2 separate regions of the Mus musculus genome follow, and region 1 is linked to region 2. Evidence: chromatin loops called from intact Hi-C (ENCODE). Cell type or tissue: gastrocnemius. All regions are shown on one strand. Each heading gives the region's core, and the rest is flanking DNA. Links, peaks and the distances in the headings are about the cores only. Region 1 overlaps 6030469F06Rik (RIKEN cDNA 6030469F06 gene). Region 2 holds the start of Lamb1 (laminin B1).

The links. Peaks named below come from ENCODE experiments on the same cell type or tissue, not always from the same donor. Only the 100,000 strongest peaks of a DNase experiment are listed, where the experiment ranks them.
Region 1: a loop joins it to region 2, with 2.0 times the contacts of the local background. A loop is called at or near these places in 9 of 42 quality-filtered maps.

What each region holds. Positions count from the first base shown.
Region 1 is chr12:31,177,119-31,192,667 of GRCm38, forward strand. It overlaps 6030469F06Rik (RIKEN cDNA 6030469F06 gene), which reads left to right. Exons shown (of 4, transcript NR_102715.1): 4 at 7,445-8,804. Among named protein-coding and RNA genes, the nearest start is that of 6030469F06Rik, 16 kb to the left of the region's middle. In gastrocnemius, for the core only: no CTCF peak of the experiment used is centred there; DNase peaks (open chromatin) are centred at 7,693 and 8,183; H3K27ac peaks cover 1,292 bases.
Region 2 is chr12:31,253,711-31,268,924 of GRCm38, forward strand. Lamb1 (laminin B1) reads left to right here and starts at 11,583. Exons shown (of 33, transcript NM_008482.3): 1 at 11,583-11,891; 2 at 12,981-13,156. The coding sequence starts at 11,855. It overlaps Gm32899 (a long non-coding RNA gene), which reads right to left and starts at 11,382. Exons shown (of 2, transcript XR_381427.4): 1 at 11,300-11,382; 2 at 4,926-5,146. It overlaps Gm24613 (a small nucleolar RNA gene), which reads right to left and starts at 5,352; the gene lies at 5,223-5,352. In gastrocnemius, for the core only: no CTCF peak of the experiment used is centred there; DNase peaks (open chromatin) are centred at 11,467, 12,199, 12,547 and 13,087; H3K4me3 peaks cover 4,061 bases; H3K27ac peaks cover 2,628 bases.

The sequences.
Region 1 (15,549 bases), core at 4,605-12,604, 79 kb before region 2:
ATGGTTGTGAGTAGAAGGCCAGTGCTTGTTGTGACTGCGAGGGAAGCTGTCACTCAGAAAACCCAGGGTGAGGCTGATATCAAGTATGTGAAGCACAGCAGTGGGACCGTTTTTTTCTCCTATTCTGTGGGCAAGACTTTTAATTGTAATAGAAAAAAAGTTAACTGGGTACCACTCAGTGATTTACTCGCTCATTTGACACATCTTTCTGGTGTGTTGGCTGCATTGATATAATTCTAGTGACACTTCCATTTATTCAAAGCTCTATGCTCCCTCTATATTATCACATCTAATAGTCACCCTAAGTGTTATCAAGCAGATGAAGGAAACATTCACAGGATAAGAACCATGGCCAAAGTCAGATGATGGTGGGCAGCAAGGCTGGACTGACATCCAGGCACATCTGGCACCAATCCTCTGGATCTTAAACCATAAAGATGTTTCTCAACATTGTGCATGGTGGGGAACCCCAAGACAGTATAGAAAGGGCTTAGTTAGGGTACTTGGCCCTGGAAGTTCTTTTCCAGCTAGTAGTATCTTTACATAGAACAAGATGAGGACAGGACCACAAAACAAGGCACACAATATGTATATTGGACTTCTGAGTCATCTGGATCTGTTGGTACAAATGGACCACAAACCTCAGTAGTACAGTTAGGCCAGAGACTTGAAAATCAAGACATTTGATGGTGGAAATAAAGATAGATATTCTAGTTCCCTTCTGTTGCTGACATGTCATTCTGACGGAAGGCAGCATAGCAGAGGAAAGGATTTCTTTAATTTATGCTCCCAGGTCACAGTTTCTCATTAAGAGAAGGCAGGTCAGAAATTCACACAAGAGCTCAAAACAAGCCATGCAGGAACATTGCTTACTGACACCCGCTTAGCTCGCTTAGCTAGCTCTCTTCCTGCATTAGAATGGCACCACCTACAGTGAGATGCCTTTTCCCTCAGGCAGTTCCTCAGTGGAGCTGTTCCTTTCACTTGACTACCTGTGCAAAGTTGACCAGCAAGGTCAACTAGGACAACAGATTAACTAGAGAAAGTTACAAATAACGTGTTAGAGGGGAAACTCAGGGTGCTGGTAGATTCACAAGTAGAACATGGGGTTAAGAGGGAAAAAGGAATGAAAAAAAAAATACAATCAGTTTCCTGCCACATCTCAAGGCTAGAGTTTAGTCTTTGTGCCTCAAGTCCATGTCATTGTCTGAGCAAAAAGATGATGTGCTCAGTGTTCCTCCAAACACTCGAGCAGGAAAGAGACAAGGAGCCTACAGTAGTTATGCAGATGGGAGTAAGAGTCTTAAGTTCAGAGGTGGCCGAGAACCACCAGAGATGGAAATACAAATGGACATAAGCAAAGACAACAGTGAGGGAGTCCTTTCAGTACTCTAACTGGAGAGCCAAGAATTGCAAGCAGCTTTCCTGGTAGCTCTATGAAAGACTATATCTATATTTTATACATGGGAGTATTATGTGTTATATGTTATATGTTATATATCATATTATATTTTATATTATACAGTACATATTGCATTTATATTTATATGAATTTAAATATTATTATATATAAGTATGACTATATTTTATAATTTAGTAGTTATATACAATATGTAAGATATATTATATATTATTTATATGTTTTATATATTATAGATGATAGATTGATAGATAGGAATAAGACTTTTACTTCCTTCTGCATAACTGCAGACTTCTTTTCACTCTCCTGCTAGAGTGTTTGGAGAACACTGAAGCACATCATTTTTCTGTTTAGAAAATTTCAATGGGAGGCTGGAGACATGGCTCAGTGGGTAAGAGCACTGACTGCTCTTCCAAAGGTCCTGAGTTCAAATCCGAGCAACCACATGGTGGCTCACAACCATCCGTAATAAGATCTGATGCCCTCTTCTGGCGTGTCTGAAGACAGCTACAGTGTACGTACATATAATAATAAATAAATCTTTTTTTTAAAAAAAGGAAAAAAGAACATTTCAATGGACTCATGGCACAAAGACTCTAGCTCTGAGGTGTGGCAGGAAACTGTGAAACACACACACACACACACACACACACACACACACACACACACACACACACGCCCCTGTGGCTCAGAATACAGAATGTGTGTGCACTCGTAACACAGACATCACCAGAGAGCTCATTAGAAGCGCAGCCCCATCTAAGACACGCTGTCAGGTCTACACTTTAACAGTGTCTACAAGATGCCTGTGTAGTATAAAGAGGTCCTACTTTATTTTCTTTTGGAAGTGACTTAAAACAGAAGAATGGAGAACGAGCCACCAACCTTTATGTGGAGAAAATCCAGCCTAAAGTCACAGAAAACTGATATTGCTTACATTTGATAAAATATAAAATTTAATACCGTATAGTGCTAATGCTAATTCCATAATATAGGTTTCTCTGCATAATGCTAGAAAAATGGTCAATTTTATGTTACAAGATGAACATAGTTAATGAAGAAAAATGATAAAGAAATCCCACGTGGCTTGTCCTAAAAGCCCTCATCACAAAGGTCAGAGGCTGGTCAGAGGACACGGTTAAGGGTCATAACAGTGATACGCTTGAGTAAACAGGGCCTCAGAGGCAGATCACATCTGACTTCAGGGCCACACACTCCTGTTGAATGAGCGAGATGCCTGTGACACAAAAGTCCTATGACATCGACAATGAGACATGGATCAAGTGAACACTGAACCCAGGGTGGCAAAGCCTGGAAGCAGGGCAATCGTAAAGTTTAAGCTAGGATGGCAGATGAATGACCAAAACATAGTATAAAAAATAACCATGGTGAGGTAGGAGTGGGTGGGTGGGTAGTGGGCACTCTCAGAGAAGTAGGGGGAGGGGATGGGGGTTTGCAGAGGAGCAACAGAGAAAGGGGTTAACAGTTAAAATGTAAATAAATAAAATATCAATAAAAAAATAGCCATGGTATCTGTAGTTTTAGGGAAATTGAAGTACATAGACATCATTCCTCCAATGACGTTTGACTAGTAAAAATGGCAACTGAGGCTTAGCCTCTTTTGAGAGTTTCTTTTTACTTATTAACTTTATTTATATGAGTGCACTGCAGCTGTCTTCAGACACACTAGAAGAAGGCATCAGATCCCATTACAGATGGTTGTGAGCCACCATGTGATTGCTGAAAAACTGAACTCAGGATCTCTGGAAGAGCAGTCAGTGCTCTTAACCTCTGAGCCATCTCTCCTGCCCCTAGTGAGAAGTTTGTAAGAACAGAATCAACAAGCCATAATAACAAATAGCAGCCAGGCATGGTAGTGCACACCTTTAATCCCAGCACTCGGGAGGCAGAGGCAAGCGGATTTCTGAGTTCGAGGCCAGCCTGGTCTACAAAGTGAGTGCCAGGATAACCAGGGCTACACAGAGAAACCCTGTCTCGAAAAACAAACAAAAAAAAAACAAAAAACAAAAAACAAAAACAAAACAAAACAAAACAAACAAACAAACAAAAAACAAATAGCAACTGATCTGAAGACCATCCAAAGTTGTAATATGTAAGAATTCATTGAACCTGTATACCCCAAATATTTTATGTTTTCTCCACCTTTGTCCTTGAAGTTTCACTCTTCAAGGACAAAGCGTTGAAGAAGCACAGCATTGATGCCCATTTTAAGCACCACAAAATCAGGTACAAGGGCGAGCAAGCTTGGTCAGTGGGCCAGGGTGCCTGCTGTCAAACCTGATGATTTGAGTTTAGCTCCTGAGACCCACATGGTAGAAGGAAAGGATCTATTCCTTCAAGTTGTTCTCTGACCTCTACAGGTATTCTGTGACATGTATACACACACACACACACTAAGTAAATACCTGATATATACATATATGTATGGTATTGTTTTATTATATATATGGTATTATTTTATATAATGCCACAGTAAATAAGAATTGAATATTTTGTCTATTTAGGTTATTGCTAATAGCACAAGACATTAGAAGAACCAAAACCTTCTCAGTTTTACAGAGGAAATAGTTTAAAGAGATGACACAGAGATAGATAGGAATAAAGACATAGAGGTAGAGGCAGAGAAACATGGGCCTCCTGCATGACTCCTTGGGGCTACTGAGTAAATGGTAGTTCCCTGACAAACAATAGCATGGCTGAAACTCTTGAAGTAAGATATGGCTGGTGCAGTTGGTTAGCTAAACTGGCATCTGTATTCTTTATAAGATCTTAGCAACAGCTTTGCCAATGTGTAATGCATATTTCCAGCAACAAGGAAATTATTTCAGGATTGACAGAGGAAATATAACACCAAAGGAAAGCTGGAAACCAAGCCCTTGGGCCCACGAGAGCTGGGTAAGCCATGTTGGCTCTCATCCTGTACCACAAATGAAAAGCAGGTTCATGCATTCAGAACTCGGCATGGCCCTGAAGATGCTGACCATGGAAGCTCAGATACGCCTTCTAAAGAGAGACAGAGGGAAGGAAGAACTGTGTTGAGAGTAACTAGTCTTGGAGAAACCATAGCTTTAATTCTCTTCAAAGCTAAAGTTCTAAAGCTAGGTTCTGGAGTTGTGAGGTGTCCAATCTTTGAACCTACAATTCCTTGTCAGGTTTGCAAGAGGTTGTAAGGAAAGACTTTCTTCCAAGCTGAGAAAGAAGAGGGTACTATGTGCCCTAGGGTAGTGCTGTAGACCCCAAAATGATTGTTGGTCAGTGCTGGTGTGATACCCAGAACCTCCTTGGACCCTGAACTCAAGGGCTTTAAAAGGCCCAAATTATACTTGGCCATCTAAACATAATTCACTCAGAGTAACAGCCTCTGTTGGCCTGTTTGCTCATTTGTTTCTTCATTACACAGAAATATTGGAGCATCTCTGTGTGCATATGCATAAGTTGACACACTGCAGAAGCAAATGGAAGCAGACGGGGCTACCCTGCTAACAAACGAAGCCTGTGAAACAGTTGCATATATACCGTCAAAGATTTTTGTTGTTAGATAATCTCACTGTGTAGCCCAGGCTGGCTTGGAACTTGCCACCCTCCTGCCTTAGTGCTGTGCCCCTATGTGAAAAGTGAAAGACCTCGTGGCTGAAACTGCTGAACGGGTAAAACAGAACACTTGCACGTGAAGCCTGTCCTTAAGATTTCTGTGGAGGGATGAACCGTGTGCACCAACAGGTAGGCAGCAGGCAGCGTGGGGCTTCAGATGAAGGAAAAAGACGCTGCCTAAGAGTCTGAGAGATGCTTCAGCCTTCCTGGCCCTTCCTTCTCCCAACTTTGTGAGCACCAGTGTGGTGAATTTGCTTTCTACTCTTGCTTCTGTGTTCACGCGACACCGCATGAACCTTTCTGACCCTGGGCTGAAAGTGTCTCTCTCTTCAATCTGGGATTCTCCGGGAGGGAAGAAGAAGAACTGCTCTTCTCTCTTCACCCCTGGGGCACAGGCCATTGGTCCTCTTCTTGTACTAGGTTTGCTCTGGGGGGGGGGGGGGGCGGGGATGTTTAAAGTTACCCCACAGATGCTGCATCAGGAAATCAGGGACCAGCCAAGAAATCTGCATGTTGACCAGGTACCCCAAAATGATTCTGGCCCAGATAGTCCATGACAACACTCTGAGAGACCCGTTCTGAGGAACCATCTTTTGTTTCTTGACAGAAATGGCCATCTCTGTGTAGCTGACATAAAATAACTCCCCTTATATTCAATTCAGAAATGTCTTTCCCTGGTATTCTGTATTCTGACATGAAAATGTAATTAATTGGGCTGACGAGATGGCTCAATGGGTAAGAGCACTGACTGCTCTTCTGATGGTCCTGAGTTCAAATCCCAGCAACCATATGGTGGCTCACAACCACCTGTAATGAGATCTGATGCCCTCTTTTGGTGTGTCTGAAGACAGCTACAGTGTACTTATTTATAATAATAAATAAATCTTTGGGCCAGAGCGAGCAGGGACTGGAGCGAGTGGGGCCAACTTGAGTGAGCGGGGCCGACTGGAACGAGCAGGGTTGACCAGAGCAAGCAGAGGTCCTAAATTCAATTCCCAACAATCACATGAAGGCTCACAACCATCTGTACAGCTACAGTGTATTCATATACATTAAATAAATAAATAAATAAATAAATAAATAATTTAAAATATGTATATAATTAATTGCTTCCATCTGAGGGGTAACATAGGGCACTCATCAAACAGGAAATGATATCTATTAGAAAGTAAATCACAGAGTCAATTGTGTAAGTTGATTACAATCAAAGAATACATAATAAAGTCATATTTTTATATGAGCTTTCTTTCGGTTTTTCAGAGGTGTGTGTGTGTGTGTGTGTGTGTGTGTGTGTGTGTGTGTGTGTGTGTTTGTAAATACACACACATACTATCAGTGTCACACTGAATCCACTAGATTTTCATGGGAATTCAAATGCATATTTTTTTTACTAGCGAATCATTCATCAAAAAATCTTACAAGGGAATGTTGGAAGCAGATTAATGAGGAGGGGAAAGTTAGGGAAGGGTGGGATCTTCGGCTACGTTTAGCTAAGTCCTGATCTCTCAGGGAAGTGAAAGCATAAGTCACACAGCAGAGTTGTCCTCTATGAGGCACGGGAGCTGGCCTGCTGCATTCTCACATCCAGGAGTTGGCTGTGAGCAGAGAGCCTTCCAGAAGAGGTGCCTGTCAGCAGCCAACAGAAACTCTTAAGATAAGGGGGCACTTGTGGTATTGGCACACAAAGGGGGAACTGGCATCGCACTCTCAGCCTCTGCTCAAACCCACTGCTGTGTACTCTTACCATGATTTTGACATTCACCTTTGTATCCCGTGACTGCTAATCTTGACTAGAAACATAAGAACCTTCTACTCATATGCAGAGTCACCAGAATTACAGAGTTTGTGTTTATATCTACATTGGCAGTTGGTGTATATTCCACACAGATACATGTTTAGCCAATAGACTCACTTCAGTATCTCTCAGTTTAAGGGATCAGGGTAATATTTTGTAGGATGTCAGGATTGTCCAGACCCTTTAGACTTATACCATGACAGAAAGAAGAGAAGAAAAAAAAAAACTAACACAGTAAGACGTCATAGATGAACGAGCATGTTTCAGTCCTCAGGTGATCAGGAACATCTTTAGACAGGCATCCTGCTTCCTGAGACATCAGGCCAGCCCTCTATCTGTCAATCATTGGCTACGGGCCTCTCCAGGGACTGTAGGGAATTTAGAGGGAGATGAAAGTGTGTAGCTTTCTATTTGGGGACCACAACGAGCAAGTAGCTAGCTGCAAGTGGTTCATGAGTGCACCCATCAAGACAAAAGGGTGGAGAGGGGCTCTCCTGTACCACTTACTAATACTCCTCATGTTTGGAAAACACTACAGAGGACTGACTTTAAATATAGGTCTGACCTCTCAGAGCCAGTATGGCAGATTTTTACTTAAGTTTCTGTCTCCCATACAGGACTCTGCTTCACTCTGTGACAAGGCCCTGGTCTGCTCTCTATATCCTGTTCAGAGGCTGATGCATAATTGTTACCAAACAAGCATTCTCCAGACAGAGAGCAGCTCCGTGCAGATCACAGAGCAACTTGAACTCCAGTCTAAATACTTTGAGTATTATTCTGTTGGCAAAGAGGACGTGTTTGAAAGGCTTTGCTGGCAGCGGTGTGGAATACAGACCGGGCCAAGGACGGGAAGAAGAGAACACCCAGGAGCTCTTGCAGGAACACAGGCAGAGTTGCGTGAGGCAGAATTTGAGCAGAGGCTGAGTATCTGCGGTGGGGAGGACACAAAGATAATTAATGTGTGTTATTATCTCCAGGGTCTAGATGGCCCCGGGCTCGCATTCAGTATAGAGATTGTCAGGAGTTGGAGTCTGGCAAGTGTGTTAGGAGTTCTGTGCTTATGTGCCCAGAGGCAGATGGAAGAGGGGTACCCTTTCTCAATGCTTGGACAGAATAGATACAGGGAAACAAGTGAATGTCTGTTATTTCCTTGTAATGCAAACAGAATCCCTAAAGTACACACAGGAGTATTCTTTTCCCTCCATATTTTGGACAGAATTTCACAATTGTGAGAAAACCATGATTGTCTATATGGAACACGCTCAGTGCATCGGTGCATGAGTCAGTTAAAGTGAACAGCGTCTGCTTTCAGCTTCATCCTTGAAAGCAACCCAGGTTCCAAGGCTGAGGCTTGAGCACATCATTCTCGCCGGGCCTCTGGACCGAATCCAGGTTAGAAGAATTGGTCTGTGACTCAGATACATCATATACACTCCAGGAAATCCTTTTCTTTTTTCTTTCTGAGCTTTTACAGACCTTGACTATAAGGTAAGCAATTTACATTCTTCCCTGTGACTTTTGGCCAGATGTCTGCTATTGTCACTGCTTTGTGAGACCCAACCACCTGGGAGCCCAGTTATGTGGACTGGACTTGGATTTGTCAGGGTTCTCCCTGGGGCTGGCCTGAGATTTATCATCAATAATATTCCTTTTCCCCCCGGGGACTTCGCCGCAGCTGTTCACCATGAAGCCCAGGTACACATTAACTCCTACCTCCCAGGGGGAGAAAGCAGAGAGAAACATATTCCTGAACTGTTTCCATATCAGCTTTGCTAGAAGAGTAATCAGAAACTGATTTGCAAGAAGAAGTACATCTGGGAAGCATTATAAACCAAGGCTGGAGCTGCACACAGTGTGTGCACATGCACTTTGTCCAGGAAGAGAAGCTAGAAGCTGGAGTGATAGGTTTGAGAGGACAGGCTGAAGGAAGTAGCCACTGGATGTTTGTGTAACAGTAATAAACAACAAAAATAACATAAACTCTTCCCTCCTGGGGTTTTTTTTCTCCAAAAGAAATTAATCACTAACATGTGTGTAAAGGTTTTCAACCAGAGGTTTGTCAATAGAGTCTTTTGTTTGTATTCAGATCTTACCCTACAGCCAGAGACTCTTAAGCAGATGGTCCCTCTCACGCCCTCCTACCAAACTTCACACCCCCTCAGTTCCTGGAGGAGAGCTGAGAAAGAATAGATGCCAATTAGATAAAAGAACTTCCTAACACTTTCTGTGCTGATCTGACATCCAACCCTCGCCCTGCAGCATCCCTGTTTCCTGTGGGAGTGGTCTTAGAGGCCTCCAGGCTCCTCAGGAGACCACATTCTGGAGGTAGCCATTGCACATCACGTGACCAGAGCCGGTGACCCATTTTGAGACTCTTGGCAGGTCACAGTCCCCTCTCTTATAAATGAAAGGCAAATGAGCATAAGATCCATTTGAAAAGAGCAAATACATATATTTGTTCATAAAGTTTCTCCTTGGCATCTCAAAATAAAACCAACAACAGCATCAAAACCTTTTCCAAATCGTAGCTAATTATTCTGCACGTGGTCCCCCTACCCCTGTGTATATATAACATCTTCTGAGGGATTCCAGCTTGTTGTCCTTTGCTCTGCAGTCCAGAGCTGATGATGGCCATGATTAGCTAACTCATCATATCTTTTAGAGATGTGTTGATGATTAGACCTGACAAGAATGTTAGGGGTTTTCCCAGGCCTATGAGCTACAGACAGGGGGAAAATGTTCTTCCTCAATAGATCACAATCTACACTTGTAGGAGAGAATCACTCTGACAGTTTTCAATTCCAACATCATTATAAGCAAACTAATACTTGCAAATTCAACTCCATGCACTATCTGTTGTAAGTGCGGTATATGAGGATATATACTATATGACGATGAGGGACTTGTTTCCTGTACCCTTGGTCTGACATTCTTTGGTTCCTTCCTGTTTAGTCCACAGCTGACTAAACTATCCAGGTCATAGTCAACACTCCTGAAGGAAGCAAACACTGCACATGTAGGAAGTCAGAAAGAGTACCTCTGGCTTTTGCCTCTCTTTTTGCTCCTCTCTGAGGAGCTGGACCACATATCAGCTTTGCAACCAAGGATATGTAAATGCGGAAATAGAAATATCCAAGGAGGTAGCCCCCTTATCATGCACGTACTATGTGCTACACTACTCTGTATTCAGTATTTTAATGTTCCTAACAGCTCAAAGATGTTGACTGGGTCTTTATGAGATGAAGAGAGAGTTAAGGAGAATCTCCATCATGCAGCAGATCCAGGATTGCAGCCCAGAGATAGCCTAACTCTAGCTTCCCTTTCTGTTCCTCTGATGGCACTGAAATGTAATAAATGCTACAAACCCGAAACAGTCAATTGACTCTCTGTAGCTTAGACTCAAGGTGGGGAAAGTTACTGAGGTTAAGGTCACTCATTCTGCCTCATTGGAGATGATAGCAAAATGGAAGGAGACCCTGTTGATATAAGCATGTTAGCTAGGACAGAAAGTATCTGTCCCATATTGTCTCCAAGGAAGTCATTCAGCCCAGTCATGGAAGAACTCCAGAGGGGCCATTAATATATCATCAAAATGCTCCCCAACCCCCAGCTAGTGTAGATTTTAGCCTCACTCGGGCTCCACAGGGAAGCCATTCACAGCCTAGGTGGGATGCTACCGGGTGCTGTGGCCACTTGGGCAACATCTCTGTACTTTTGTCACTAGACTTTAGAACTATGTCTTTAAACACAGAACTATTCTGCTTCCCACATCAGTCTGTTTAGAACAAGGTGTGCCATAGTGTAAGACCTCTATTCTTCTCCGCCTTTGGAAGGGGATCCGGTGCTCATTCTCACATCCTGGCTGATTCTGTTAGTATCTCAGCAGAATTCTATTACAATGCTACTTCCAGACTCTAACGGAATGGTTCTTCAGTAGTAGAAATGTATCTGTTTAATTATCCCAACTGCCAAATAGCTAGTGTTGATTGGATATTACAGTTCGCCCTAGTAATGACCTAGAGTAAGTTTTGTTTGTAGAAAAAGTTCAAATTGCTTGGTTGAAATTGCATTTTTGAATGTTTGTGGGAATATTCTAATTTCATGGTTTAATTATCACACTCGCCCTAGAGAGTTTTGCCAGAACTTGGGCCCAGTTGCTTACATATTACCTTATTGGCTTCTTGACTGCAAGAAGAGTTAAAGGTTTTCACAGAGACCCTACAGCCTCAAGGCCAAATATACTCACTATCTAGCCATAACTGGGCAGTGTGTGAACCTCTGAGTTAATGAGTTATATACTTAAGTTTTATAAATTATGCCTTGAAAGTTCAATTTTAACGATCAAACACTTAAATCCTTGAACTCAGTTGTATTTCTACTTACACATTAACCCAGGTATACATAGCTTGGATGCCATTTCAACAAGTTTCAGCCATCATAACCTCAAGGCATGTTTGGGGACCATTTAAACTATAGTAGAGTGACAAGATCTTTTAAGAGGAAGGAGGGAGGGGGAAGAAGGAAAGGAAGGAGGGAGGAAGGGAGGCAGAAGTTGTACCCAGTTAAAATTTAATTTCAAGAATAACAAATTTTAAAAAAATAAATTAAATTTTAAAATGACAAATTTTAGTCTATGTCTAAAATGTTACATTAGATATAATTATATAGAGCTGGTGAGATGGCTCAGCTTAACCGAGCACTGACTGCTCTTCCAACGGTCTTGAGTTCAAATCCCAGCAACCATATGGTGGCTCACAACCACCCATAATGAGATCTGATGCCCTTTTCTGGTGCATCTGAAGACAGCTCCAGTGTACTTATGTATAGTAATAAATCTTTGGGCTGGAGCGAGCAGGGACTGAGCAAGCAGAGTTGACCGGAGTGATCAGAGGTCCTAAAACTCAATTCCCAACAACCATGTGAAGGCTCACAGCCATCTGTACAGCTACAGTGTACTCACATACATAAAATAAATAAATAAATCTAAAAAAGAGATATAATTATATAAAAAATATATTCAGTTTCCATGGCATGTATTTTATCTGGGCGATCTGTATTTTGTCTGACCACCTTAATCAAACTGGTTCAGGCTTGCATACCACTTGATAGTTGACATGAGGTTCCATTGTATTGTGGTAGGAATGAATTCTCAAGTTAGAAATTCAAACAATGATGCTTTCCCTGCCCATGAGATCTGCCGTCTCCCTGAGGAGTGTTACCTAGGACTGCGCCTATTAACAAGTTTATGAGTTACAAAAAATAGAGGAAATTTCAGTCTAAAAGGTTGAACCCAGGTTGGAGAGATGGCTCCATAATTAAGAATGTTTTCCTGCTGAATCACAGGACCAGAGTTCAGATTCCAACACCCATACCCGGCTGTTCACAACCGCCTATGACTTCAACTCCAGGGGATCTGACTCTCTCATTGGACTTCCATGAACAAACAAGCATACACATGGGGACATAAATAAAATGAATATTAAAGATAAAATTTATAAATAATAACACCACCCAGGGAACTTAAAAGAGAGAGAGAGAGGATGATAGAAAACTAACGAAGTCGTAAGCCTGTAGAAGATATTATTATTGACAATCATGACACTCAAAGTTATTCAAATCCAGATCCTGAGTATCTCTAATTATTTACATTCCAAGGACTATGGCGTAGCATCATGATATGTGATTTATTATCTGAATGTGTATGGTCCCAGCACTGCATTGTGTAAAATTCAGGTCTTGCTCTCAAAGAGTTCTCAGTTCAAGACCAGAGAGAGAGACAGAGAGAGAGAGAGAGAGAGAGAGAGAGAGAGAGAGAGAGAGAGATCACTATTTAAAAGATGTTTTGATAGGTGCAGTAAGTAGATAATTTGAAATTAGTTTTATAATATATTCATCTGGTTCATTTTAAAGCAATCATTTTCTTACAAGTAGCAATGGAAAAACCTTAGTCTATGAATCAAAATTAAGAGAGCAGCTTGTCTTGGCCAGCTCTGAAAAACATCAAAAGAAGCTCTAGATCCATGCTTTAGGCTGAGACAGAGATTCAAGGGCATGTGGCTTATTGAGAGCGTGACTCCAGAAAAACGAGAGGCAAGGGAGATGAAAGAGCAGAGCAAGGATCCAAGACTCAGCCTCAACTGCAGTAAGACTTCCATCTTGTCCCACTGGGCATCAGAGCTAAATGTACCTGGAGGCTGATGTTAATAAAAGAAACACAGTTTATAAACAGAGAACATACAGAAACATAAATATACCAGAAGATATAATGAAGTAAAAATATGCTCATGAATGTAAATGCTAAGCATGAGGACAGCCATAGAGGCAGGTGTACTGTAAACGTGTTAGTGAATTTAAAACCATGGGCTTAGTCTCTCAAGTGACACAGTACTGTCGAGGCTTTTTTTTTTCCTTTATGCTTGTTCAATGGAACATTTACAAGCTGTAAGAGCATGAGATCATTTTCCATTTTATGAGGATGTCTAGTATTTCTGATTCCCATCCACTAAATGCATAACTCACTACACCCTAGTACTGTGCTGACCAAAACCACTCCGGTGATCCTCTAAAATGTTTCCAGATGGAAGTTCCTCCCATACCAAGAAGCTCTGGGCTTAAAGGATGGAGATTCAGACACAGTACGGGAAGAGAAGTGTAGGTTTTACCAAGTACAGTAGATTATCTAAACAAAGTACCTTGGATAGGACTTTTGTGATGGTAACATAGAGAACCAGCAGATGGGGAAAAAGACGTTAGAATGTCTATGGGTACCACTCTAAAAAAGTAGCAAGAGGGTGAAGAGTAAGTTATACTCTAGAGAGATTTAAGATGAAGAACTGAGTGGAACTGTGGCTGACATGGGGCACATCACTGACCAATGGGGTCAAGGCTAACCAATGAATTCTCCATTCAGAACTCAGTAGATGATGGCATTACTCAGCAACACAACAGGGTAGTGATGCTGCTGACCTGACACAGCATCTCCAGGAGGGAGATTCTATGTTCGGTGTGCACAGAACGGAAAGCAGGCTTGGACATGCATGGGTGCTGGTGCTTATAGGACAACCAATAAGTAACTGGGTCCATGTAGCTCTGCAGCTATCCAGAAACAATTGGTCAAGAGACATAAACTAAAGGACACCAAGGAAGCAAGCGTGGAGGAAAAGGCAGGCTGATGTGAGTCCCAAGTGACACATACACGTGGAAGACAGAGATGCTTCGTCGGCTTGGAAAGTAAAAATATAATAAAAAGCAAGTCAATATGAATTTTTTTATTTTCTTTGCCATGATGAACTAGTAACTGTAAACACCTAACGATTTCTTGAGTAACCGAAGATCACAAAATTATAAAAGTCGCAGACAATTTGAAAGACTGGGCTGAGTGTCTTCTTGAGCCATGACTCTGAGGTCAGTTGTTTATGCAGTGAGACTCTTAGACAGCAGAGTTTGAACATGCATCTTCTTTTCTCATTATCTCAAAAGCTTGGCCTCTTTCCCACCAACTCGCTGGAGGATTTCTGCGGCAGCGAGCAGGATGTAGCTGAGTTAGAGCAGCAGAACTGTGTTGAAATGGCCTCGGGGGTGGGACCTCGAGAGCTCCCAGCTGTGTGTGAAAGGCTCTTGGTCAGCATGTTCGCACAGCTGCACAATGGGGCCCTGGGTGAGTGTCCTAAATGGCTGTGCTGAGCAACTGTGAGCCCTGCAGATGCCTTTTGGAATGTGGGCTAATAGATCAATTTTAGCATCCACTCCAAACAACAGCATTCCCATCAGCCAATAATTAGATGCCCACGGCGGTCTGCTGACATGGTAGAATCAGACCATTCAGTGTGGTGAATATTCAATGAGGACATTCACTGGGAGACTTGGAGTGAGCCTGCTGGGGCAGTGGTCCAAGACATGGATTTGGAATCCTAGAATTTGGGGGCTTGGATGAACTCTAACCAAGGTATTTCTCTCTGAACAGATAATGGTGTGTGGGTCCAAAACAGGTATATAATCTGCCATTCACCTAGCTACAGCTCTGCTGAGATCTGGAACTGGATAAGTCTTTGTGTGGAGGGAAAGGAGTTTCCCTTGTGGCATCCAAAAAATGTGTCCTAACTTTGTCAAATGTCTCCTTAAGAGTGAACTCAGTCTGAAATGGAGAGGTATCCACTGACAGCTATTTTGAGGGTCAGCTCACTGTCTCATGAAAGGTATGGAAAAGAGGCAATAAAAAACTGCTCAAGCCAGGCAGTGGTGGCGCATGCCTTTAATCCCAGCACCTGGGAGGCAGAGGCAGGTGGATTTCTGAGTTTGAGGCCAGCCTGGTCTACAAAGTGAGATCCAGGACAAGCCAGAGCTATACAGAGAAACCCGGTCTCAAAAACAAAAACAAAAACAAAAACAAAACACAAAAACAAAACACAAAAACAAACTGCTGGTGCTGCATGCGTTAGTTTTTACCACTGTAATGAATTCTCAAAATAACTTGAAAATCAGGGTGTATTTTGGCATACGGTTTCAGTCTACAATTGGCTGGTTCCATTTTTTCTGGACCTCAGATAAATCAGACCAAAATGGTGTGAGGGTGACGTGGAGTAGCAGGACTCGCTCTATGGTGGCTAGGAAGCAGAGAGACAAGAAAGGGGCCCAGGGAAACATTAGTCCCTTCTAAGACACACCCCTAGTACTTATTTCTTCCAGCCAAACCCCGCCTCCTAATTTTTATCACCTCCAATAA
Region 2 (15,214 bases), core at 7,215-15,214:
AGACAGACTCTTCTTTCAGATGTGAACTCTCTCAATATGTCAAAGTCAACCTCACTTCTAAATATAAATGGTCATTTCTAAGCCAACACTAGAGGGAACTTCTTTAAGTTTGAAATAAAACACCATTAGAACATTTTCACTGCAGAAAAAAAATTAGGAAGTCAGGAAAAATAAGCAGGTATCATTCAATATTGGGGGACGATATAGAAAATTTAGGGGTGGTGTAAGTTTTTGGCTTATTTGCCATGTTTTTTTTACGTGTTTTTGTCTGTATGTGCCACCTGTATGTGAGTTCCTGTGGTGGCAAGGAGAGGGCATCTGATCCCCTGTAGTTACATCTGATGCTGGGAACAGAACTTGGGTCTTTTGGAAGAGTACTCTGCTTGACTGTTGACCCATTTCTCCAACCCCACACGTGGTTATCTTTAATCAACCACGAGTTAAGGATTTTTCCACAATTGAAAGCTATTTCTCTTTTTAAAGAAAACAGGTCTCATATTTCTAGGCCACTGTTGAGTATCCTATTATGTAGTTATTTGATATGAGCCACTAATGATGGACAGCTTGAATTAGTTCCAGTTTTTCTGTACTGAAACAACATTGTAGGCGTAATCTGGTGCGTTGTTTTCCCAATCAGATTTAAAGCATTTTAAACTAATATGTATTTCAGATTGCCTTCCTGGGAAGCATAGTTCAGTCTTGTGGTTTATGCTGTTGTCCTTGCGAATCTCATTACAGACACCGCAGCTAGTGCCTGGGGACACTGACTTACCATTCACCTGCTACAACTTGAGCTTCTGATATGACCAGGACGTCATTACCTGTTAGTAGCTTTCGTGGAGCCTATGTTCCCTTCATTACAGTACCGAGTCATCATTGAACAAATGTATGTTGAGTTCACAGTTTACACATTAGCAGCTCATGTATCTTGACCAGAGCAAACAATCTGTCTTTCATGTATCCTATGACATGAAGTGAATCTGCTCTATGCATTAAAAACTATTCCCGTGTATTGCTATGATGTGTTCTGGGGAAAGACTCATCTGTCAAAGGCTTCTCCAAAAACTTAATGGCCATAGCCATTAAGGCACTTATTTCCTCATCCCGAATGCTTTCAACAAATACCCGATAAGCATCTCTCAGGCCGCAGCCCTGTGTACAGCACTGTCTATTCTAAGATGCTCTCAGGGCACTTAAAACATAACACACAGGAAAACCGTATTCATACAATACCTGGTAAGTCGGCAGATCCTCACTGTGCAGCTGTAGTGCTCCTGTGCTAGCGCCAGGGACATCACAGCGAGCAACAGAGGTTAAGACTCCCGGATTTATGGTTCATCTGTTCTAGAACTGCCCAGAACATTTCCCTCCAATGAGCACGTGACCAGGTCCTTACTCTGCTTGGTGTAGGACTGAGCAGCTCCTGCACGTGAACAGCCAAACAGCCATCAGTGCTAGGCTGGCTGTGACATAAGGAGAAACTGGCTAGGCAAGAAAGAAGGCAGTTCACAAGGAAGGGTTGGGAAGAGTGGAAGCAGGGTTCTAGTTTTGCAAGCAGTGAATACTACTCGCCATAATGGAAGGTAAATCTGGGTGGGAGGGGAGGCCGATACATGGGGAATGTGGAGACCTCAGGGAGATTAAGAAACGGCCTGCACCCTGATGAAGGAATCTGAACTTTGTACCGTTTCACAGATAAGGAGGCTGATGTGCCTGGACGTGAGGGCACTTCTTAGTGACTGATGCCTTTTAATTCCATGGGTCTTTGGATCTGTATTTCAGAGTAAGAACTTAGCCTACTTCCTTCAAAGAAGAACAGATATTTCTACTTCAAAACAGACTTTCTTGTTAGAACTTTTCTTTGATTTTTACCAATTCAGACAAATACATTCTCCCTGCTTAAAAACGAAATTGCAAGGGAAAGGCCTCGACACTTAATGGGTCTCTTTTATCATCACGTTTTTGTATAAATGTTTGTTTTTAATTCACTAGTCATGTCCTTGCCTAACATGCATGAAATCCTAGGTTTGGAAACAATATTTACTTTCTAACATTACTTTTTAAGATGGTAATCTTCGCCTTGAGCCATTGTTTATTTTCCCAGTAATATACACACTAACGTAAATCTGGTCTTGCTTATGAGTAGACCCTCTGCCACTGTATATAGCAAAGTTACTGGTGCTGAAGAAATGGCTCCTAAGCAATGCTAGCTGGGCCACTTACTGTAGACCTATGATGCTAGCAAGGTCGGCAGAGCTTCCAAAGCTAAAGATCAGCCAAATAGAGATGACGTCACACTCTTGGGTCAGGGGAGGGACCTCTTTGTAGATGATTGGATTCTGGGCTGACCACACTTGATGATCTCTAAACAGAACCACTTAGAAGTCAGTGAGTCCCGAACCCTCACTAGAGTGGAGGAATTTTGTTAGCTATGGTGAAGAGAACCAGCATGCCCAGCGTCATCCTGGGATAGCAGAAGGCCAATATATGAAACAGCACCTAATCCTGAAGTGAAACACAGGAGTGACTGTTTTCTGATGTGATAAAAATGCATCCACTGGGCCGGGCTGGGCTGGGCTTCCTCGGTCTGATTAGCAGCCTTAGCAAGAACAAGCAGGGTACCTGTGAGGGATTTCCTGAGGGATAGACCTTTCTTTCAGGTGAACTGTGGTTAGTCTTGACTCGCCTAGATGGCTACGGACATTGAGGTGGGAAAGGACACAGGACTACCCATGACTGAGAAAGGACACGGCATCTACTAACATTTCCATCACTTCAGAAACACAATGGGGGCCAAGATCCTCTTCTCCCAGGTAACAATTTCTAGACTGGGAATTAGAATGTGTTCCATGAGAAGCCACAAATACTTAGCACAGTGTTCATCTTGCCAATGAGATCCAGTTCCTGAATGAGCCTAGGTAATAATTAACAACCCGGAGCTCCACATGGGTCTAATCTACTCTCTGGGTTACAAACCTGTCACGTTGAGCCTCCAGGACAAAGACATGCCCTGAGCCCAACCAGTTTAAACCATAGGCAGGGTTTTTTTTTTTTTTTTTTTTTCTTTTTAAATTCTGTTTGCATTTCTTAGTACTTACCCTGTGCAGTTGGAGCTGTGGGGAGCTGGGGAGGGGAGGACTCAGGTGCTTATGGGAAGCCGGGCCTTGGCTTTTCAAGTAAAGACAGAATCTGGATTAAAATGCAGAGTTAAAGAAAAATACAAACTTTAAATACAGGAAATATGAAACTGCAGCTTCCTCTCCTCTGGCTTTTATTGGGTTTCTGAATCTTACAGAACTGGGAAAGACAGGCCACATCAACCAGAATAAAAATTTTGGAAATGGCCCTTAAAATAAAAATCTAGGTGGATTGTTTTAAAAGATAGCATCACTAAACTTCATCTTAAGTTGCTTTTGCCCTCTACAAAACCTAGCATCCGACATGGAATTAATACTCAGCTGCCTGCTCGATTTCCTGAGGATGTTTTTCAGTAAACATGGTGAGTTTCTTTTGAATAAAAGCAAAGATAGAACCTAGGGACCTTGAAGGCAGGGTTGATAGTTGTATTCACGTCTTAAGTGCTCAGCTGGCTACATTTATGTTAATCCTGCTATGAATCTATTTTAAAGTTGTTCTTAAAAGAGCTTCCTCCAGCTATCCAGCCCCACCTTAGACATCAGACCCTGTGACTTATCTCTAAAGAGCCAGCTCAGCAACCAGGTGCCCAAATCCACAACCAAAGAGGAAACAGAGAACCGAAGAAACTCGCCCCCCATTAATAGGGTTTCTATGGTGTTCTTGGTAAACATAAGATTAGAACTTTCAGCTGGGGTTGGGGGTGATAGAATCTACTGTTAGGTAGAAGATGTGAAGGTGGGCTGGAGAGATGGCTCAGCTTGTGGTGCAATCAGGAAAACAGGAGTTCAGACCTCAGGATCCACATTTCCAATTTCCAGCCAACTCCAGCCCATCCCTGTAACCTCAGCCCTGTGGAGAGCTAAGGCAGGGGAATTGCTAGGGCCTGATAATTTCCGGCCTAGCAAGAAAAATGTTAGCTCTGAGCTGGGGGGGGGGGGGAGGGAGGAAGAGAGAGAGAGAGAGAGAGAGAGAGAGAGAGAGAGAGAGAGAGAGAGAGAGAGAGAGAGAGACTTTGCCTCAAATTAGCAGGCAGAGAGTGCTGGAGGGGGTAGCAGCTTCTTCTACTCTCTACAATGTAGAATCTACATGGACACACAGGGTCCAGTACTAGCACACATACTGCACACTCACACAGATGCATCAATCAATCAATCAATCCTTCTTTTTCTTTTTTTTTAATTAATTTATTTTTTTGCATTTCATATGTTATCCCCCCACCCCATCCACCCTCCGACTTTTCCACATCCCATACCTCCTCCCCACTCCTCTGTCTCCACGTGGATGTCCCCACTCCCCACTCTACCTGACCTCTAAACTCCCAGGGGTCTGCAGTCCCTTGAGGGTTAGGTGCATCATCTCTGAATGAACAGGAAATCCTCTACTGTGTGTGTGTTGGGGGCCTCATATCAGCTGATGTTTGCTGCCTGTTTGGTGGTCTAGTGTTTGAGAGATCTTGGGGGTTCCAGATTAATTAAGACTTTTGGCCCTCCTACAGGATTGCCCTCTCCTCAACTTCTTTCAGCCTTCCCTAATTCAACAACAGGGTCAGCTGCTTCTGTCCATTGGTTGGGTGCAAATATCTTCATCTGACTCAGCTGCTTGTTGGATATTTCAGAGGGCAGTCATGATAGGTCCCTTTTTGTGAGTGCTTCATAGCCTCAGTAATAGTGTTAGGCCTTGGGACCTCCCCTTGAGCTGGATCCCACTTTGGGACTATCACTGGACTTTCTTTTTATTTATTTATTTATTTATTTATTTTTTTTATCAGATAGTCTTTTATTGAAATATTTTCTTGTTGCTTCTTAACTAGCTGGGCACTCCACTGCACCACTGTTGATGTCATCTATGATGTCATGAGGGTGGCGGCCATCCACATTGCAGCCCACAGACTGTGCAGTACCCAGGATCTCCTTGATAGTTTCAGAAAGTTCTCTAGCCAAAGACCGGTGTCTCATCTGCCGGGCAATGTTGGCAATCTCATCAAAAGTAATGTTCCCACTGTGTTTAACTGCAGAAAGAAAGCACAGGGCCTTTTACAGCTTCCCCTGTCTTCTGAGATCATGGTTCCATTTTACCTATCGCTAGGTTGTTCCCATGCTTTCGGCACAGAGCCATCCACATGTAGGACAGCCCTGTTTCCTAAAAGCTGGGGCTTACTGTCAGCTCACCACTGGATTGCACCAGCCAACAATACTGGTCAGGTGCAGTGGCGGGTGGCTGGTTATTTATTTTTTTAAGACTTATTTATTTTACATTTGTGAGTACACTGTCACTATCTTCAGACACACACCAGAAGAGGGCATCAGAACCCATTACAGATGGTTGTGGGCCACCGTGTGGTTGCTGGGAATTGAACTCAGAACCTCCGGAAGAGCTAGCTATCAGTGGTCTTAACCACTGAGCCATCTCTCCAGCCCCCATTCAATCTTTTTTTTTGAAAAACAAAAATAAAAGAAAATTACTCTGGACTGGGTCTTGCCATCTTCTTGTAAGTGAAACGCAATGGGTATGTAGACTTACCAAAGCCCTCAAAGCTTAGATGGAATCTGCAGCTACTTCAGTGGCTGGTTTAAAGAAAGCAAGCTGCCGAAATCTTAAGCTAAGACCAAATTTATTTGTCACTCCCCCGTTATACATCCAAACATATTACTCAGCCTAGGGAATACATCTGGCTTAGGTACAGCGAAATCATGACACTTCAAGGTGGTCCTAAAGCTACACCTGCTTCCTTCTGTGTTAACCCAAGCTCAAGCAGCCTCCTCCATTGCAGGCTGACAGCCACAAAACTCTAAGTTACAGGGACTAAGAGGCAGTTTCTTCCCAGGAATTCACACACACACACACACACACAATCTCAGTCACTGCAAAAATGTGAGCATCACAGCCATCTCTGAGCCACTCACGGGAAGGAGGGAGGTGGTAATGGCTGACCACCATTGCCACCATTGGAACATTTAGGTTGGAATGGAGAGTACTAGTCCCTCATGGCAATCCAAGGGAAGTTACTAGAGGAATCGACTTAATACAAACACAAGCACAAACAACAGCTTCTACTATAAAGTCTATCGCACTGTGTACCATGACCCCCTGGTGTAGTTTCCCTATGACAGAGGGTAACAGTAATGTGCCTGTGTGTCTTTAAGCAGTGAAAACAAAAGGCTATTCAATTTTATTTATTCATCTGACAAATGATATTCAATATCTATAATACACTAGAACCCTTTCCCTAATGGGAAAGCAAAGTTGGACAAAGTACAGACATAGTCTTCAAAGAGTTATGGGGGACACGACCATTTAGTACAGAACTGTGGAGTGCTGATCTACATAGTATACAGGGGGCAGAGTGCTTACTTTTCTGTTCCTGTGATGAAATACCATGACCAAGGAAAAAGGAGTTTATTTTGGCTTAGGGTTCCAGAGGGATAAGAGTTTGTCACGGTGGGGACCTCGGCAACGAGCAGCAGGCATGGCCGTAGGATCAGGAAGCTGAGAAATCACATCTTCAAACCCAATCAGGAAGTAGAGAGGGGGAACTGGAAGTGGGATAATGTGCTTATAGCCACCTGTCACCTCATGTCTTTCTACCTGTCCACTTTGTTCCTAGAAATAATGATTCTGAGACTTCTCACACATGAATAAACGCTTAGACAAAAGCTTTGGCTCTATTCCCTGACTAGATCATATCTCAATGATCTATTTTATTCTCTTCTCAGCATGCCACGTGGCTGGTCATCTTCTTCTCAGTTTCACGTGTTTGTCTCCTCCTCAGAGTTTGGGGCAAATCTCCTTCACATCTGATTCTATTCCCAGAAACCCTCTCTGTACCACAACTTCCATTTTCATCTTTGTATTTTCTGTCTAAGCTGATAGGCCAACAGCATTTTATTGACAGGTGATGCTTCCATACAGTACAAGAGATTCTCTCTTCAGGGTGAGGCTATGGGATCGCAAGAGATATATTTGCTCCTGCAAGACCATACTTTCAAAACTTCTCCCGACAGGATCAACTGGGGACCCAGGGTTCAAATGCTTAAGTCTATGGAAGCCATTCTTATTCAAAACACTTTAAGGGGTATGCACAAAGGTACTCTGAGACACCCAACTCTTGCCTTCCAAAGCAGCAACACATTCAGGAACTGAGGAAGTTGTAGGAGCACAATACACAAGAACTGGTTTGTATGTGAAATCTGGTATTCCTGCAATGAACTAAGTCAGGTAGTGTTGGTTTTGTTTTTTCCCTTAATCAGCTAAAGTGGTATTATTCATATTATTTTCTTGTAAAAGCAGACATATAAGACTTAAGAGCCGAGCGGTGGTGGCGCACACCTTTAATCCCAGCACTCGGGAGGCAGAGGCAGGCGGATTTCTGAGTCGGAGGCCAGCCTGGTCTACAAAGTGAGTTCCAGGACAGCCAGGGCTACACAGTGTGTGTGTGTGTGTAAGGAGGGGGGTTCAATTCTGAATCTCCAGAAATACACTTCAATCTAATTTTCAAAGTAGCCAAAATCCAAATACTTTTCTAAAGAACAAGCTTATGTAAATAGTCAGGTTCTCCGATCTAAAGATCAAAGCCTTGAATGCAAAGTCCTCGCTGCCTCACTGTTCATCAGAATGTAAGATGATGCACACTTGGCATTTAAATCCTGGGAAATGAGATGACCTGGAAAGTGGTTCTGGGTGGAAGTGTTTCAAGTGGGAATAATACGTGCCTCCAGGAGATACCTGCCCCATATTTTCTCAGACATAATAGGCAATAATCTGCAATCCCACCTGCCCATTCCAAATCGGAGAGTTCTCCAGGGTGGGTATGAATGAAAGTGTAGCTGGCCAGAGTGAAGCCCTGAGCAGGCTGATTACCAAGATAGCCACTCCTCCCAAACTTGCAACATTTTCAGGAAAAAAAAAATGAAGTTGTATATACTTTATTAAGCTGCAAGAATTTGTTCATGTGTAAAATTCGAAAGTATTCCTAAAATGAACTCAATAGGGCAGGGACGTCCTCCTACTAGAAACAAATTCATAGTAGGTAACTAGACATATATGAATTAAGGATGTTTTTACAACAGAGACTAGTCTTAACTTTGATTCAAACCCTGCTTACTGAGCACCTCTCTGGTGGACCTGGTGGTGTGCTGGCCAGTGTCTGGGTGGGTGGGGGAAAATGTGGTGCTTGTCCTTGCTTCATTGTCTCCTGGGAGAGATAAGCGCATAAGCACATAGTTGGAGCATTGGGTCACAAACACTGCATCTGGCTTAATGCTGGAAGAGGGAAAGGCTGTGCAAAAAGCCAAGTGGACGTGCAACTCCGTCACCATAGAGGGCACATGAGTAGTCATGAGGACACACACTATAGCTTTTAAACAAGAGAATGATATGATGAAGGCTATGATTCTGAAGACTCCTGAGAGTCCTGGGGAGGAGCTAACTGGAGAGGACAGGATCTGGAAATAAGAATGCCAGGGCTGGGGGTGGGGGGCTGGGGAGGCAGCTAGATGCTAGGAAATCAGAGCAGGACCTCATGGTCAGGTCAAAGGAGTTGCTGAAGGAGATGTATCCATGATTTGCGAGCTGGGCTGGCTTCATTGACATGTTATTTATACCCTCTGCTGTCACTGTCATTATTAACAATAACGGAGTTCCAAGTTTGTTTCCCTGCTAATCACACCAGGACACATGAAAGTCCCCGGCTTTCTAGGTAAGGGGTGAACCACGGCACCAATACTCCAAATGACAGTTAACTCATCTTGTTGTCTGAGGGTGGGTGGAAGGATGAGCTCGGTTGTGCATCAATTTTACGTGCCTGTTCATAAGCAAAGTGGAGCCACTTGGTGGCCTGTTAGAAAGTTCTGAGTCAGATAAAGGATACAGATGTGGACAGAGAGGAGGACAAGGGCAGTTGGTGGAGCCCCTGGATGTGGATGACCGTGTGTGAATGGAGGCAAATAGAGAAGATATGACCTTGGGGAACACTGGTGTTTACCGGATCAGAGATGGCAAAGAGAAATAGAAAAGGTCAAATCCTGGGAGAAGCATCCGAATTGTGTCCTGGGCGCCCGGACGGAGGAGTCTCAAAGAGGGAGGGTGTGGTCATTTGAAGCATATGTCCCTACAGGGACAAAGAGGACCATGGCGTGGGTGTGTGAGTGTGTGTGTGTGTGTGTGTGTGTGTACACTGCACTGCACTGCACTGCATTCAGCTGAACAAGCTAAGAGCCATGGTAGAGATGGAAGCAGGCAGGATTGTGGTGGGGCAGAGGTGGAGCTGTGAGGAAGCAGAAACCCTAAGGACAAGAGCCTGGGCTACAGAGAGGAAGGAATGGAAGACAGGGGCTGCACGGTGCTCCAGGGCTCCTTTCACGGCTAGTTAAGATGAAAGAGATCCAGCAGCTTTTTATATGAGCATGTTGCTCTTAGCAGAGAAGAGGAGGCAAGTCTGAGGTGGGCTCAGTGAGCTCCAGATTCAACGAGACACTGTCTCAATAAATAAGGAGGATAACGGAGAAAGATACCAGATGTCAACCGATGGCCCCCACGCACATGCGTCACACGCAAGCGCAAAAACCCTTATTTAGTTTTTGTTTTTAGTAGTGTTGGTTCCTGTGAGCGAGGTGGTCAGGAAAGCAGCCAGTCTCTTGAGAGTGTTGAAGGTGGCTGACCCTTTATAAAGAGAGAGTTCACTGACCAGGGGCAGGGGGCCAGCAGGACTTGTCTGCTACTGTAGCAAAAGCCAGTCTCAGAAAAGAGGAGTTGTGGGCTGGAGAGATGGCATTGTGGTTAAGAGCACTGACTGCCCTTCCAGAGGTCATGAGTTCAATTCCCAACAACCACATGGTGGCTCACAACCATCTGTAATGGGATCCAATGCCCTCTTCTGGTGTGCCTGAAGATAGCAACAATGCACTCATATACATAAAATAAATAAATCTTTAAAAAAAAAAAACCACCAAAGTGTTAAAGAAAGGAAGGAAGGAAGGAAGGAAGAAAAGAGGAGTTGAATGTCACCTGCAACTTGGGTAGATGTAAACCAATATAAAACTTTAGTTCATGGCCCTAAAGGTTGAGCAAGGAGCATAGGTTGGCATTATATTATTAGACACCCATTGCAGAATGAAACCCTTTCGACTGTAGGGTACTCTCAATCCCTGCAGGCTGTGCAGCCAGCCGTTGGGAATCCCAAGCATCTGCGGGGCCAAATACTGGAGAAACTGCATCGGGGCAAGGGCTGATTTGGAGAATAATTAACACAGGTTTCTAAACTCCAAGAACAGCGAACTCTATGGTCTAATGATTATAAACTTCCCTAGGCCCAATTTCGTTTCAGCTGAGTTAAAAACTGACCAATCAGCCGCTTAATCCCTTCTCCTTGTGATGGCTGGAAAGCAATCACACCTGACTAGTCTAACAGCTGACTTAAGCTCCCTCATTCCAGGGTCAGACTAAGGAACACTTAAGGCAGACAAGTTGGGCTCTTACAAAGGTTTGGGGTCTGTGGTCCCCAAGCTCTTTTTCCTTTCTAAGGTTTCCCCAGTGACAGAGACCTTCTGTTTACCCCCACTTAACCTTGAAGCGCTATGAGAGGCTTCCTTAGAGCACCCCCCCATTTCCCCTCCCTGCGTGCTTAAGGTGGTTGCAGGATTCTGTTTGTAGTGTGGAGAAGGGTGTCTCATCAAAAATCTCCAACTTCCTGGCTGTGTCAACCCTTCCACCGTGAAGTGGGAAAAGGAATTCAAGAAATTACCCGGGATCAGGTAACACAGGTTATTTTGTGTATATTTTAACAGAAGAGAATTCAGAGCTATAACCCCCTGGGTACCAGAGATTATAGGTACGTCCCGAATAAATTCGTGCGCAAAGAATGTGCAGCCACTGGTGTCCTTCCTATGAAATAGGAAGACACCACACATGTAGCACCCACCCACGCAAAGCTCTAGCTCTTTGATCCTGAGTCGTGGTGTAAGGATGCTTATAGGAGCTCAAGTTCCTAAGAGCCAGACAGGTTGACCCTTTTTCTAAGGGCTTAACCTAGCTCACCTCCCTCTAGCGCTAGTTGCCAGAGTTCCTAGCCTTGGGCACATTTCGTGACTCACTTCTTATAAACGTAAATGTATAAGTCCGCGGTAGGTCCTACCGGCCCCCTTTGCCGGCCGATCTACACACCTACCTCCGGGACCAGCCCCGACGCATCCCTCCCCAGCTTGCTCCACTTGGGAAGCGCGCCCAGAAACGGACCCGCCAGCCCACGCTGGGAACTCAAGTACCAATGCCCTACAGCTTCAGCAGACGCTGCCTTAAAACAAAAGAGGCGCCTGGGGAGGTGGGACCTGGACCTCAACCCCCACCCCTAGCCAACTTGCTGTCCTCCGCCCCCTCCGCCCCCGCTCTCCATGTGCGCATGAGCAGAGACGCCTCCCTCGGTTCCTCCCTAGGCGAAACTTTCTAATTCCCTTCTTTGGGCCGGTGGGCTGCCAGGAGCGGGTTGAGCGCTCGCCCAGCCGGGTGAGGAGAACAAAGTAGTTAAGCGACTTGACCCCCTTCCTGGGCCCAGCCCCCGCTTCCGTGGGAGCGGCAGGAAATGGAAGGGCCCCTCTCCTCTCTCCCAACATTTGCCTTTTCTCCCCGCTACCTCTCCAGAAAGGAAGACCCGAAGAAAAGACAGGCAGCTTGCCTGCTGCGTCCTCCTTCCCGTGCCGCGTCCCCTCGTCTGCGAGGACTGGACATGGGGCTGCTCCAGGTGTTCGCCTTTGGTGTCCTAGGTAACTCAGTAAGGGTTGGGGGGAGGGGTGTGCTCCGGCATTAGGGAAGAAAACCCCCAAACCGGTTTGCCCCCGCTTTGAAGGCAGTTTTGGGGGATCGGGGGAGAGAGAGTGGTTGGAAATGACGCCGTGAGATCGCCACCGCTCTCGCTTCGGTGGTGGCCAGGGACCGCGCACGCGGAGCTCCGCGGACCCGCATCCACTGGGTTCTGCGCACAGAGCTCGCGCTCCTGCAGGTTTCCGAGGTGATCGCTCCAGGGCTTTGCACCTTTTACCAGTTAAACGCTGTTTCCCCACTGCGGAAGGCAGGCTCCCTGCTGTGGCTGGGCAGACTGCGGAGGGTCCTGGAAAAACCAATTACGCACAAAAGTGTCGGGGCCCAGAGCAGGCTTCGACTTGGGAACAGATTGGAGCCATGTGGCTTTAATTAACCATCCTTGTTTGTCTCGGGGTGGCACCATGAACAGTTGGGCCGGGTGCTTTGCTGGAATGGCGAAGCGTTGAAGCCACTACAGAGACACACCAGTCGTCTCTAGCTCAGGGCTTCTGTGGCAAACGCGGTGCCTCACCCGGCGCAATCGCCGGTGACCCTGGCGCGTGCACGCGGACATATTTTTGTGCCCCCCCCCCGCCCCCAGACTAACCACACTCACACCGAGGATGCGCGCACTGCCATGTGCACGCGGGTTTTCATTAGCGGGTGTGCAGCGCTTGGCAGGGTCAACCTCACTGCGCCCTGGTCCAGGCACTTCGAAGTGACCGGATCACTCTGTCCACCTTTCATAGAGGGGTAGATCAGAGTAGACAAAAAAGTCAGTTGTATTTTCTGGGTGCTGCGCTCAGCTGACTGCTAGTCAAACCTAATGACGATTCTGAGTCTTTTTTTTTTCTTTCATCCTTCTGTCTTTTCCTTGTCCCAGCTTTCCAGGCCTTTTCTGCGCCTATCTCTCCACCGTGTTTTTTCTATGTAGTCTCCTTTCTTTTTAATCCTCTCTGTCTGCCCCTCCTGCTGTTTTCTTTTGCCCTGGCTTGTCGGTTGCTTTTTTTTTTTTTCTTTCTTCCTAACCTTGTTGCTTTTCTTTTCTGTAGCCCTATGGGGCACCCGAGTGTGCGCTCAGGAACCGGAGTTCAGCTATGGCTGCGCAGAAGGCAGCTGCTACCCTGCCACTGGCGACCTTCTCATCGGCCGAGCGCAAAAGCTCTCCGTGACTTCGACATGTGGACTGCACAAACCAGAGCCCTACTGTATTGTTAGCCACCTGCAGGTAAGACACGAGTCTAGAGAATGCATTGTGGGCTGCATCCTCCTCCTGGCCGATCAAAGGGGCTTGCCCAGGAGACTCCACATCCTGCTGTCAATCCAGATAGGAAGTACAACCAGCAGAGGAGCCCCGGGATGAAGCCAGTAGCTCAGTCCCAATCTCCATTTGCACAGTCGCACCCGCCAAACATTTCCTGCCACCTAACACCACCATCAGTAGGAGAAGCCCGGGGCTGCAGATGAGCTTAGCCTCTGTCCTGTGCCCTGTACGGTCCCCTGTATTTTATTCTGTTGTTATTTATACTGTTTGATCAAACCCTTTTGAAATTGTGTATTGTAGATGGTTCAGTTCTCTTCTTGCATTGTTGGTGTTGGGTTTCCATCTTTGGCTTGAGTATAAGGACGCCCCAAGCGCTGAAGTCTTTTCGAGGTGATTCAGTCAGGATCAGACATACTTCCTTACTGAAAAATGCCCTGGTTGTCATGGCATCATCATAGTGGAAGACGGAAATGAAATTAATGAGGGGCATATGCTTCTAAAAGTGGTCTCAGGTTTTAGATTTCATTGGCCATGTTTAGATAAGAGCTAATGTGAGTTTTATCTCCACCACCGTCCTCCCACCACCCCTACCTCACTCTCCGGGGAAAAATAAAAAGAGGCTGGAAATGGAATGGGGCCTCTGACAGTAACAGGTGTTAGTCTGTGGGTGACCTGGGCTTTGCACATGTAATATAATGGCGTCACAACATGGCCAAGTGGATTCCACTCCTTTGCTTCCAGGTTTATCCAGAGCTGTCTAGACTGCTTCCTCCTGATTAGAGGGAGGCTATAATTAAACTTTTTTTTTTTTTGTAGTTCTGGTAATTGTTCTTCAGAACAAGTTTCCTTGACTACAAGTTAATGAAGGCAATTCATGTTACCTTTTCTAATGTTAGCATTTTCATTTCTCCTAAAATGTCTTGCTAACATTTACTTCAGAGGTCAGAGTGCTCTCTGTCCGTGAGTCACCAGATCCTGAAATCAGCTTCGTCCACAGTGAAAACTTCACTTAAAAGCAAGGAGCGCCAGACTCCCCTGTTTGTATGATTAGCTGTGACACTGTAGAATGCTTGTCTGAGATCTCAGGATCTCCCCTCTCTGTGAAACACTGAGGAGTAGAGAATGAAAACATGGTACTGTAGTTCCTGATCCCTTTGTACCCCAGCCCTGACTGCCCCAGGGGTCCTGCCCCATCCCCCATCTTTTGGTGAGAAGTTAATTAAATAGATGCAAATGTTAAAGTACAGTCTATATTGGCATTGTATTATCTCTGACTAAATTCTGATTATAAGATGTGCATTGGTCTGTAGCTATTTCATGCTTAACATCATTTTTAGATGTAAAAATAATCAGTATTCTAGAAAATGTAGGCACAGAGCCAAGCTCCAAATGAGAACAGAAGTCCTAAGTGTTGTTTTTGGTTCACTGTGACATGCTGTGAAGAGGAGAGATCTTACCCTAGAGTGGCTGTGGCTCCCATTTAGAAAAAAAGAAAACAAGAAATGAATTTACTTCTATGGAAACCAAAGTCTGTCCTCATTCTAGCCTGTGCTCATGTGGGATCCTCAGAAGTGCCCTCCGTTCATGGTGATCCCAGCACAGGACTTCCTGCCCCAGATACTCTGAGCAGTTTGCAGGTCAGCCTGCTCCCCATCCACCATCCTTGGATAAAGCAGAAGCTAAGAACCTGGTCCTTCAGGATGCGTTTGTTCATCTATGGTTCCTGCCTCACGTAGGCTTTAGAAAATCAGGCAGACAGTTTTGGGTTTTGTTCTTGTTTTTGTTTTCCTTTCCTTTCCTTTTGCACTATGTCAGCAAAAACTCTCCGTTACCTCTTTTGCATGTGACTTCTGAGGAAGCTGCACACAGAGATCAAGATGTAAGCGGAGACATTTAATTTTGATTAAATTAGTAGCTTATGGAAACAATGCCCTATTTTACTCTTGATCTTAAGTTGCAAGAAAGGAAGAAATAGTTTTCTGGATCATTTTGGACAGTTCAGTAAGTTTAAAAGTGAGAAAT